Regions from separate parts of the Homo sapiens genome. Here region 2 is linked to region 1. Evidence: read pairs that join two places in POLR2A ChIA-PET (ENCODE). Cell type or tissue: A673. All regions are shown on one strand. Links, peaks and the distances in the headings refer to the core of each region. The heading gives the core; the rest is flanking DNA. Region 1 has its middle 7.0 kb from the start of SNTB2. Region 2 overlaps SNTB2 (syntrophin beta 2).

Evidence for each region. Peaks named below come from ENCODE experiments on the same cell type or tissue, not always from the same donor. Only the 100,000 strongest peaks of a DNase experiment are listed, where the experiment ranks them.
Region 2: POLR2A ChIA-PET joins it to region 1 with 11 read pairs; 16 of 35 experiments call an interaction of 5 or more read pairs at or near these places.

What each region holds. Positions count from the first base shown.
Region 1 is chr16:69,177,504-69,182,878 of GRCh38, reverse strand. No RefSeq gene overlaps it. Among named protein-coding and RNA genes, the nearest start is that of SNTB2, 7.0 kb to the left of the region's middle. In A673, for the core only: no CTCF peak of the experiment used is centred there; DNase peaks (open chromatin) are centred at 3,078 and 3,448; H3K27ac peaks cover 1,773 bases.
Region 2 is chr16:69,232,538-69,237,889 of GRCh38, reverse strand. All of the region lies in intron 1 of SNTB2 (syntrophin beta 2), which reads right to left. Among named protein-coding and RNA genes, the nearest start is that of SNTB2, 48 kb to the right of the region's middle. In A673, for the core only: no CTCF peak of the experiment used is centred there; no DNase peak of the experiment used is centred there.

The sequences.
Region 1 (5,375 bases), core at 147-5,146:
TGAGGCGTGAGCCCCCAGAGGCCTGAGTTATGTGAAATTTCTGCTTATTAGAGAGTGTTTCGCAGCTGATTCCTTAGAGTATGAGTGCTATTTTTAACACTTTTGCATTTGTAATTACCCAGGAGTTGGGCACTTGAGGACACCTTTATTAGCAGAAGGGAAGTGCTGGGAATTCTCTGCAAGACTATCAAGACCTTTTTGCCAATAGAGTTGGAGTAAGTCACAGATCTGCTAACTAATAGTGAGGGCACTTACATAAGACAGCAAGTTATATAACAAAATATTTAACCCTGGAAGTAGCTAATGGAGATAGATTGGTATTGGGATTACTTGATAATTTTTCCTTTAAAGATTATTTTCAGGCTGGACATGATGGCTCATGCCTGTAATCCCAGAGCTTTGGGAGGCCGAGGCGGGGGGATCACGAGGTCAGGAGATCCAGACCATCCTGGGCAACATGGTGAAACCCCATCTCTACTAAAAATACAAAAATTAGCTGGGCGTGGTGACATGCACTTGTAGTCCCAGCTACTCAGGAGGCTGAGGCAGGAGAATCACTTGAACCCGGGAGGTGGCGGTTGCAGTGAGCCGAGATCGTGCCACTGCACTCCAGCCTGGGCGACAGAGCAAGACTCCATCTCAAAAAAAAAAAGATTATTTTTAAATATGTCCATAAAAAAAAAAATCCCCCAACTGTCAAGCTGTATCTGCAAGGCCTTCCATCAGAACCGAAATGAACTTTTCAACATTGCCTTTCATCACTACCTTCAGATGAGCCCAACTCATTCAGTCAATGTGTCCCAATGATGTCTTGCACGTTGTCTAAGTCCTTCTTTCCAGACACCTCCTGCCTCCTCCGGCCGAATTCCCTTACCACCTAGCAAGCTTTCATTTCAGCTTTGCCTGACTCCTCAGTTCATTGGGAATTTTCCTTTGAACAATTTAATTCTGTTCCTGGCTTGTTTGGCCAAGTAGATTATAAACTACAGGAGGGCAGGGACCACCCATCAACTTATATTTATTCCCCACTATTCCAAAAAGATTACCTTGCAGAGAAGGAACTCATTAAACATATGATTGATTGAGATTCAGTGCCTTCTGCGCTATAGTCCTTTCAAATAATTCCTCTGAAGGTTATTGGTTCCTTGCAGAGTGAAAATTACCATCTAGGAAATCTCAAGGAGTCAGTGGAAATCTACTTACTGTGGATAATGAAATCTGAAATAAAAAGAGCGCACATCTGTTTCCACAGTTTCTTAAGGACAGTGAGACAAGCTATGATCACTCTTTGAAGAGTCATGTTACTTTACCTCTAAAAAAAGGAAATGGCGGCCAGGCACAGTGGCTCACACCTGTAATCCCAGCACTTTGGGAGGCCGAGGCAGGCAGATCGCTTGAGGCCAGGAGTTTGTGACCAGCCTGGCCAACATGATGAAACCTTGTCTCTACTAAAAATACAAAAATTAGCCTGGTGTAGGGGTGCATGCCTATAATCCCAGCTACTCAGGAGGCTGAGGGACGAGAATCGCTTGAACTGAGGAGGCAGAGGTTATAGTGAGCTGAGATCACGCCATTGCACTCCAGCCTGGGCAACAGAGTGAGACTCTGTCTCAAAAAATAAATGAAAGGGCCGGGCACGGTGGCTCACGCCTGTAATCCCGCACTTTGGGAGGCCAAGGCGGGTGGATCACAAGGTCAGGAGATCGAGACCATCCTGGCCAACATGGTGAAACCCCGTTTCTACTAAAAATACAAAAATTAGCTGGGCGTGGTGGTGCATGCCTATAATCCCAGCTACTCGGGAGGCTGAGGCAGGAGAATCGCTTGAACCAGGGAGTTAGAGGTTGCAGTGAGCCGAGATTGCGCCACTGCACTCCAGCCTGGCGAAAGAGTGAGACTCCATCTCAAAAAGTAAATAACAAAATAAAAATAAAAATAAATAAAAAATAAAGGCTGGACACAGTGGTTCACACCTGCAATCCCAGTACTTTGGGAGGCTGAGGCGGGCTGATCATGAGGTCAGGAGATCGAGACTATCCTGGCTAACACGGTGAAACCCCATCTCTACTAAAAATACAAAAACCCCATTTCTACTAAAAACACACAAAAAAATTAGCTGGGCATGGTGGCATGCACCTGTAGTCCCAGCTACTCAGAAGGCTTAGGCAGGAGAATTGCTTGAACCTGGGAGGCGGAGGTTGCAGTGAGCCGAGATCGTGCTACTGCACTCCAGCCTGGGGGACAGAGCAAGACTCCATCTCAAATAAATAAATAAATAAATAAATGAGTACCCATTGCTGTTATTACCAGTTGACTTTCAGCAGCACCAACAATAAAACCTTTGATAGAAACTCTTGGCTGGGCACAGTGGCTCAAGCCTATAATCCTAGCATTTTGGGAGGCCGAGGCAGGAGGATCACTTGAGCCCAGACTGGGCAATGTGGCAAAACCCCATCTCTATAAAAAATACAAAAACTAACTGGGTGTGGTGGTGGGCACCTGTAGTCCTAGCTACTAGGTAGCCTAAGGTGGGAGGATCACTTGAGCCCAGGAGTTCAAGGCTGTAGTGGGCTGTGATCAGACCACTGCACTCCAGCCTGGGTGACACAGTGAGACCCTGTCTCAAAAAGAAGGAAGGAAGGAAGGAAGGAAGGGAGGGAAGGAGGGAGGGAGGGAAGAGAGAGGAAGGGAGGCAGGCAGGCAGGGAGGGAGGGAGGGAAGAGAAGAGAGAGCAAGAAAGGAGGGAGGGAAGGAAGGAAAGAAGGAAGGGAGGGAAAAGAAGAAAGAGGAAGGAAGGAAGGAAGAAAAAAAAAAAGAAACTCTCCAGCTGCTAGTCTATACTTTATCTAGGAATGAGTATGCCATAACACCATTTGATGCCATGCTTAAAGGGCAAATGGCCAAATTAATTTCGGTGACAAACAGATCTTGTATAAAGCTACACTTTGGCTGAAAGACAGTATAGATTGCCAAGAGTCCGTCAAAGGAAAAGAATTAGTGGATCTGGGGCTGGTTCCAACGTTTGAGTGTTGTGTAATTTCATAAGGAAGGAGGGCCTCAAGCAAAATTGCAGCCCTTAGCAAGCCTGAAGGTCACTGCCACAAAGGTGGCCTGATGCCAGAGGAACAAAAGCAGGAGCCACTCAATTACTACTAAGGAAGAAGCCAAAGGGAGAAATAAGCTTATAAAATAACTGATCCAACATCCAGCTTTGAAAAATTATCTATGCATAACTCTTCCCCACTAAGAAGGCAGCAGGATCAGTTATCCTTTTCAATGAATAGTACTACTTTACCTTCCAGTAGAAATATCCTGCAATATATTTTCACTCCAGCACAAACATGTCACGAAAGAGAGAAAGGTGCATATGTCCTTTAGCTGATGCAAGCACATTTTTAATTCATCCCACCAAGATAAATCACTAACCATCTGAAACCCGCAAAAATGGACTAACGATCTCATACAGCATGACTATGAAAACCCACATCTGCTAACCACATTCCTAATAAGCAGCAGCTGGTGACAGTTTTGTAGCACTGTGACTTTTTAAAGGAAAATATTAGCAAGGACACACTAAATAGAAGTTTAGTTTCATTGAATCCACTTAGTTACGGAAAATCACCAGTGTTTTCTTTTTTCTTTTTTTTATTGACAATCATGGAAATTACATAATTTGTCATGAAATTCAAATAATATCTAAAAATAAAAGTCAGCCCAGCACGGTGGCTCACGCCTGTAATCCTAGCACTTTGGGAGGCCGAGGTGGGTGGATCATTTGAGGTCAGGGGTTCGAGACCAGCCTGGTCAACGTGGTGAAACCCTGTCTCCACTAAAAATACAAAAATTAGCCAGCCATGGTGGCAGGCACCTGTAATCCCAGCTACTTGGGAAGCTGAGGCAGGAGAATCGCTTGAACCCGGGAGGCGGAGGTTGCAGTGGGCCATGATCGTGCCACTGCACTCAAGCCTGGGTGACAAAGCGAGACTGTCTCAAAAAAAATAAAAAAATAAAAATTAAATTAAAAGTCTACTTTCCCCCTTCACCAGTTCTTTTTTTTTTTTTTTTTTTTTTTTTTTTTTTTTTTGAGATGGAGTCTCGCTGTGTCGCCCAGACTGGAGTGCAGCGGCCTGATCTCAGCTCACTGCAAGCTCCGCCTCCTGGGTTCATGCCATTCTCCTGTCTCAGCCTCCCGAGTAGCTGGGACTACAGGCACCTGCCCCCACGCCCGGCTAATTTTTTTATTTTTAGTAGAGACGGGGTTTCATCGTGTTAGCCAGGATGGTCTCGATCTCCTGACCTCGTGATGCGCCCGCCTTGGCCTCCCAAAGTGCTGGGATTACAGGCGTGAGCTACCGTGCCCGGCCTCTTTTTTTTTTTTTTTGAGATGAAGTTTCCCTCTTGTTGCCCAGACTGGAGTGCAATGGCACCATCTCGGCTCACTGCAACCTCCGCTTCCTGGGTTCAAGCAATTCTCCTGCCTTAGCCTCCCGAGTAGCTGAGATTACAAATGCCTGCCATCATGCCCAGCTAATTTTTGTATTTTTAGTAGAGACGGGGTTTTACCATGTTGGCCAGGCTGGTCTCGAATTCCTGACCTCAGGCGATACGGCTGCCTTGGCCTCCCACAGTGCTGGGATTACAGGTGTGAGCCACCACACCCAGCCTGGAGATTGAATCTTTAAAGAGGTAACTGAGTTAAAATGAGGTCACTGGGGTGGGCCCTAATCCAGTTTGACTGTTTTCCTTATAAGAAGAGATGAGGGCAGAGATACATGCATGGAGGGAAGACCATGGGAAGATGAAGGGAGAAGATGGTCATTTACAAGGCAAGGAGAGAGGCCTCAGAAGAAACCAATCCAGCCTGGCGTGGTGGCTCATGCCTGTAACCACAGCACATCAGGAGGCAGGAGGATCACTTGAGTCCAGGAGTTCGACACCAGCCTGGGCAATATAGCAAGACCTCGTCTCTACCAAAAAACAAAAAGCTAAAAAACAAGGCCAGGCACGATGGCTCACATCTGTAATCTCAGCATTTTGGGAGGCTGAGGCTGGCAGATCACTTGAGGTCAAGAGTTCAAGACCAGCCTGGCCAACATGGTAAAACTCCATCTCTACTAAAAATACAAAAATTAGCTGGGCATGGTGTTGCATGGTTGTAATCCCAGCTACTCAGGAGGCTGAGGTAGGAGAATCACTTGAACCTGGAAGGCGGAGGTTGCAGTGATCCAAGATTGCTCCACTGCACTCCAGCCTGGGCAACAGAGTGAGACTCTGTCTCAAAACAACCACCACCACCAAAAACAAACAAACAAACAAACAAACAAAAAATCCTGCTGACACCTTGATCTCAATCTCAGACCTTTAGCCTCCAGAAC
Region 2 (5,352 bases), core at 347-5,346, 55 kb before region 1:
GGCTCATGCCGGTAATCCCAGCACTTTGGGAGGCCGAGGCAGGAGGATCACCTGAGGTCGGGAGTTCAAGACCAGCCTGACCACATGGAGAAACTCCGTCTCTACTCAAAAAATACAAAATTAGCCAGGCATGGTGGCACATGCCTGTAATCCCAGCTACTCGGGAGGCTGAGGCAGGAGAATCACTTGAACCGGGGAGGCGGAGGTTGCAGTGAGCCAAGATCGCACCATTGCACTCCAGCCTGGGTAACAGAGCAAAACTCTGCCTCAAAAAAAAAAAAAAAAAGAAAGAAAGAAAGAAAGAAAAAAAAAGAAATGCTGGCCTAAAATAGTACCAAGTTTATCCAAACTGAAAAAGCACTCCCTTGACCTGATGAACCCAGACTTGGCTCTTCCCTCCCTTCACCATTCCTTGAAAATCAAAACAAAACAATTTCTGCTTATTGTTTCTATTTTCTCCTTTCACTCCTTAATCTCTTCTGAATTAAAACAGCATTCTAAAGGGTTATCAATGTTTTCTTACCCAATCCAAAGGCCCTTTCTCAATCCTTATGCTCGACCATTCCAATATGTATGGCAATGCACTCTACCAGCTGTTTTGTATTCCTTCTTTCTGGCCATTTATTTTTTAAGTGCCTTTTTTCTCCTCCTATCCCTATAATCCAGGTGTTTCCTAAGGCTCTGATTTTAGCACTTCTCACTTTATCCTCTCATCCCTGTCAGCTTTCTGCTGGATCTCCAGTTTGACACAGCTCTCTAGAACCAATATCTCCTGTTGGCCCCAATCCCACCACCTGGGTGCTGCCCCATCCTTCAGATTCAACATATCCAAACAAGAACTAATCTTCATTATCCTTTATCCCCTGCTCCTGTGCTCACTCTTGTAGTTATAAGGATTAGCATCATCATCTTTCTCGCCACCCAGGATCTAAACCAGTACTATAGTTAGCCTGGTGTGAAGCACACTCTTCTGTATTTTATTAAAGGTTGCCCAGGTGGTTAATTCTCATGCTCGATCAAGGTTTGGAAAATGCTTCTCTAAACCTTTGCAGACCACTCTCTGTCCCTACCCGCTACATCTAATCAGGTGCCAAATCACATCTGAAATTGTTCTCTAGCCTACCTACTCCCCTCAGTTTCCACTGCCAACATGCCTTGGTTAACTCAGACCAGCCACTGTAGTGGCTGCTGCTGCTGCTGCTTTTTTTTTTTTTTGTAATTGTAAAATATACACAACATAAAGTTTACTATTTTAACCATATTTTTTACATGTACAGTTCAGTGCATTAAGTATTCACATTGTTGTGAAACCACAACCACCAGCCATCTCCAGAACTTTTTCATTTTCCCAAACTGAAACTCTATACCCACTAAACAATTACTCCCCATTCCCCTATCCCCTGGCAACCACCATTCTACTTTCTGTCCTTATGAATTTGACTACTCTAGGTACCTCACATAGGTGGACTCATACAATAGTTGTCCCTTTGTATCTGTACTGGCCTCTTAACTGATCTCCTTGCCCAGACCCTCTTCCCTTCTCTCATGCCTTTACACAAGGTTACCAGGTTGATTGTCCTAGACCCCAACTCATACCAGGCCACTCCCGATTTAAAAGAGTCTCTATGGTTTGCTACTGCCTAAGGAATGTAGTCTAAAGTCTTGTGTATAAATTCATCTTTCCAACCATCTCTTCTCTTCTGTCCCCTCAAATATCTTACTAAACTGCTTGCACAAGAAAACCCACCAAAAGATTTCAAGCATAACCACAGGCCACCACAACCCAGTAAACTACTTGCAGAAAGGTATACTCTGACTTTTCCTGTGTCCTTATTTATATTGATTCCCTCACTTCTTCACTTCCATGTGTCCAAATCATACCCATTTCCCAAAGCACATCTCAAATTCCACCTCTATTAATCCTAATGCGAAAGTAATGGGAGCTTACTAAGATGTAGCACAGATAAACCAGTAATTCTATATATATCTAATGGGACTGCATCCACACAACTCCAAGAACAGTTGTAGAAGTGGTAGCTAACGGGTTCAAACTCACCACAATTCCAGGATATTTGAAGAAACTTAGTACAGCAGCTGATGTGCCCCTGATATTGGTCAGACAGAAATTTCCTCATTATAGGCCTGAAAGCAGAGAAAAAAATTCCTGGTACTATGTTGTTAGCCCTGGGGATACAGCAGTTTGAAGCTGTCATATTGGTGCCAGGGTTTTTTGTTTTGTTTTCTTTCTTTCTGCTCCCCACTTCCCGCCTTTCTTCCTTTCCCTTCCTTTTAGTTCCCCCCTCCCCCACTTTGGTCTCATTTCTAGGACTCTCGCAGGTATTCTGAAGGACATTTACAGTGATTAAAGTCTCTAAAAAACTCCACCTTTCTCCACCTATATAGAAACTACAGAGAAAAGCCCAGAGTTCTGAAAGGCAATCACATTGGCTAATGCTTGAACAAAATGTTACTCAATATTGTTTCAATAATATGGATACACACTATAGGGGTTTTGAGATAACCCCTTAACATTTATGCTTAGGATAGTTCTAGGCCCAGGAAGTGAACAAGAAGGGAAGACACCCATTCACCTATTCTACGTAAAATTAAAACTGGCTAAGATGTTCCAAACCACTCATCGGAACCAAGTTGAAGTCCGGGAACGGTGGCTCATGCCTGTAATCCTACCACTTTGGAAAAAAAAAAAAAAATTAGCTGGGCATGGTGGCGTGCGCCTGTAATCCCAGCTACTCAGGAGGCTGAGGCAAAGAGCATTGCTTGAAACCAGGCGACAGAGGCTGCAGTGAGCCAAAATTGCACCACACACTCCAGCCTGGGAGAGACTCCGTCTCAAAAAATAAATAAATAAATAAAGAACCAAGTTGAGAGCCGGGCGCAGTGGCTCACACCTGTAATCCCAACATTTTGGGAGGCCAGAGCGGGTGGATCACCTGAGGTCAGGTGTTCGAGACCAGCCTGGCCAACATGGTGAAACCCCGTCTCTACTAAAAGTATAAAAATTAGCTGGGCATGGTGACGGGCATCTGTAATCCCAGCTACCTGGGAGGCTGAGGCAGAAGAATTGCTTGAACCTGGGAGGTGGAAGATGCAGTGAGACAAGATCATGCCACTGCACTCCAGCCTAGGTGACAGAGTGAGACTTGGTCTCGAAAAAAAAAAAAAAAAATACCAAGTTGTATAACACATAATGTCTTCTGCATCTCCGTACTCTGGTTTTGTTCCTTTCCTTATCAGTTGTTTGAGAACAGCCATTAAAGCTAATCTTTATTGGCTGGCCTTATTCTTTCCTTTCAGATAATTAAACTGGAAATACTGAAAAGAAAAAGAAAATAAATACAAAAATTCCTAATTACACTGTATTTTCTTCCAGACTTTTTAGTCCCACACTTAACAAAGGAACAAACATTTCTCCATGTTATATAAACTCTTCACAACTATCATTTAAAAATAGCTATATAGTATTCCATATTGTGTGTTTACCATAATTTATTTAGGCATTCCCTAATTATTGGCCACTTAGTTTTTTGGGTTCTTGTGAGACAAAATCTCACTCTCTTGCCCAGGCTGGAGTCCAGTGGTACAACCACGGCTTACTACAGCCTCAATCTCCCAGGCTTAAGCGATCCTCCCACCTTAGGCTCCCTAGTAGCTGGGATTACAGGCACACACCACAGCACCCAGCTAATTTTTGTAACTTTTTTGTAGAGACAGGGTTTCGCCATGTTGCCCATGCTGGTCTTGAACTCCTAGGCTCAAGCAATCTGCTGCTTCGGCCTACCAAAGTGCTGGGATTATAGGCGCAGTCACCATGCCTGGCCCTTGTTTTTTTCTTTTTTCCTTTTTTTAAAAGAGACAGAGTCTCACTTTGTTGTCCAGGTCGGAGTGCAGTGGCACAATCATAGCTCATTCTGTTGTCCAGGCGGGACTGCAGGGGCACAATCATAGCTCACTGCAGCCTCAAACTCCTAGGCTCAAGGGATCTTCTTGCCTCAGCCGCTTGAGTAATTAGGACTACAGGTATGCACCACTGTACCTGGCTAGTTTTTTTTGTTTTTTGCAGAGACAGTGGGGTCTTGCTATGTTGCCAAGGATGGTCTTGAACTTCTGGCCTCAAGTGATCCTTCTGCCTTAGCCTCCCAAAGTGCTGGGATTACAAGTATTGAGATACCACACTTGGCAAGGGAACTTAGTTTAGTTAACACTACACTGAACATCTTTTTCAGCAGAGAAATTACTGGGTCAAAGTAATATTTAAGCATCATGGTAAGTACTGCCAAATTCCTCCCCCCTAAAATCTGTATCATTTTTATGCTCCCACCTGCCATATATAAGCACATCCATGTCAGTACACTTGCCAACATGAAGTAATCCCACTTAAAATAACCCTTGCTATTTTAATAGGTGAAAAATGGTATATATACCCACCCAATCTTGATCTCCTGTCTCAACAAATGCAGGATATTATTATTTTCTTCTACTTAAAACCAGGAAATCCATGTCTCTTAATGCTTTTATTTTGTCTGAAGAACTGGGAGGGGTGATTTGTGATAACAGTGGAGAGTCACAGGACAGTCACCAGAACCTCATATCTCACACAAATTGAATTTGAGTTCTTGATGTACCAGCATATCTAAAGTCACACTTAATTTCCCTTTATTGCCTTGTCATTTAACTCTGTGAAGTTAGTTCCTTTCCTCTTGCTAGGCATGAGGGGGGAAAAGTTGTCAACAAGAAAACCAAGCATGCCCTAAGAAGCAGTAGTGTCTCCCAGATTTCTAAGATGTGATTTAGGTTTATGGTGATCTTGGAATTTTCAGTTCAGTTCATTATCCATCTTTCCTTCTCTGTTCCAACCTAAGCTCTGGTCCAAATCAATAAAAGTAGGAGAAATATCCTTTTTTGAAGATCTCAAATTACTACTGGGATAACAAAAAAATTCAAGTATAATTTTAAACCTCTGAGCTATAGTGAAATAAGTCCAAAGAAACCAAAAAATAAGGTAGCTCTGAAATTTGTCCCCAGCAATTAAAATTTCAGGATTTAAAAATTATGGCCTTTTGGCTGGGGGCAGTAGCTCACACCTGTAATCCCAGTACTTTGGGAGGCTGAGGTGGGCGGATCACGAAGTCAAGAAATCGAGACCATCCTGGCCAACATGGTGAAACCCCATCTCTACTAAAAATACAAACATTAGCTGGGTGTGTTGGCGCACGCCTGTAGTCCCAGCTACTCGGGAGGCTGAGGCAAGAGAATCGCTTGAACCCGGGAGGCAGAGGTTGCAACGAGCCAAGATGGGGCCACTGCACTCCAGCCTGGCAACAGAGCGAGACT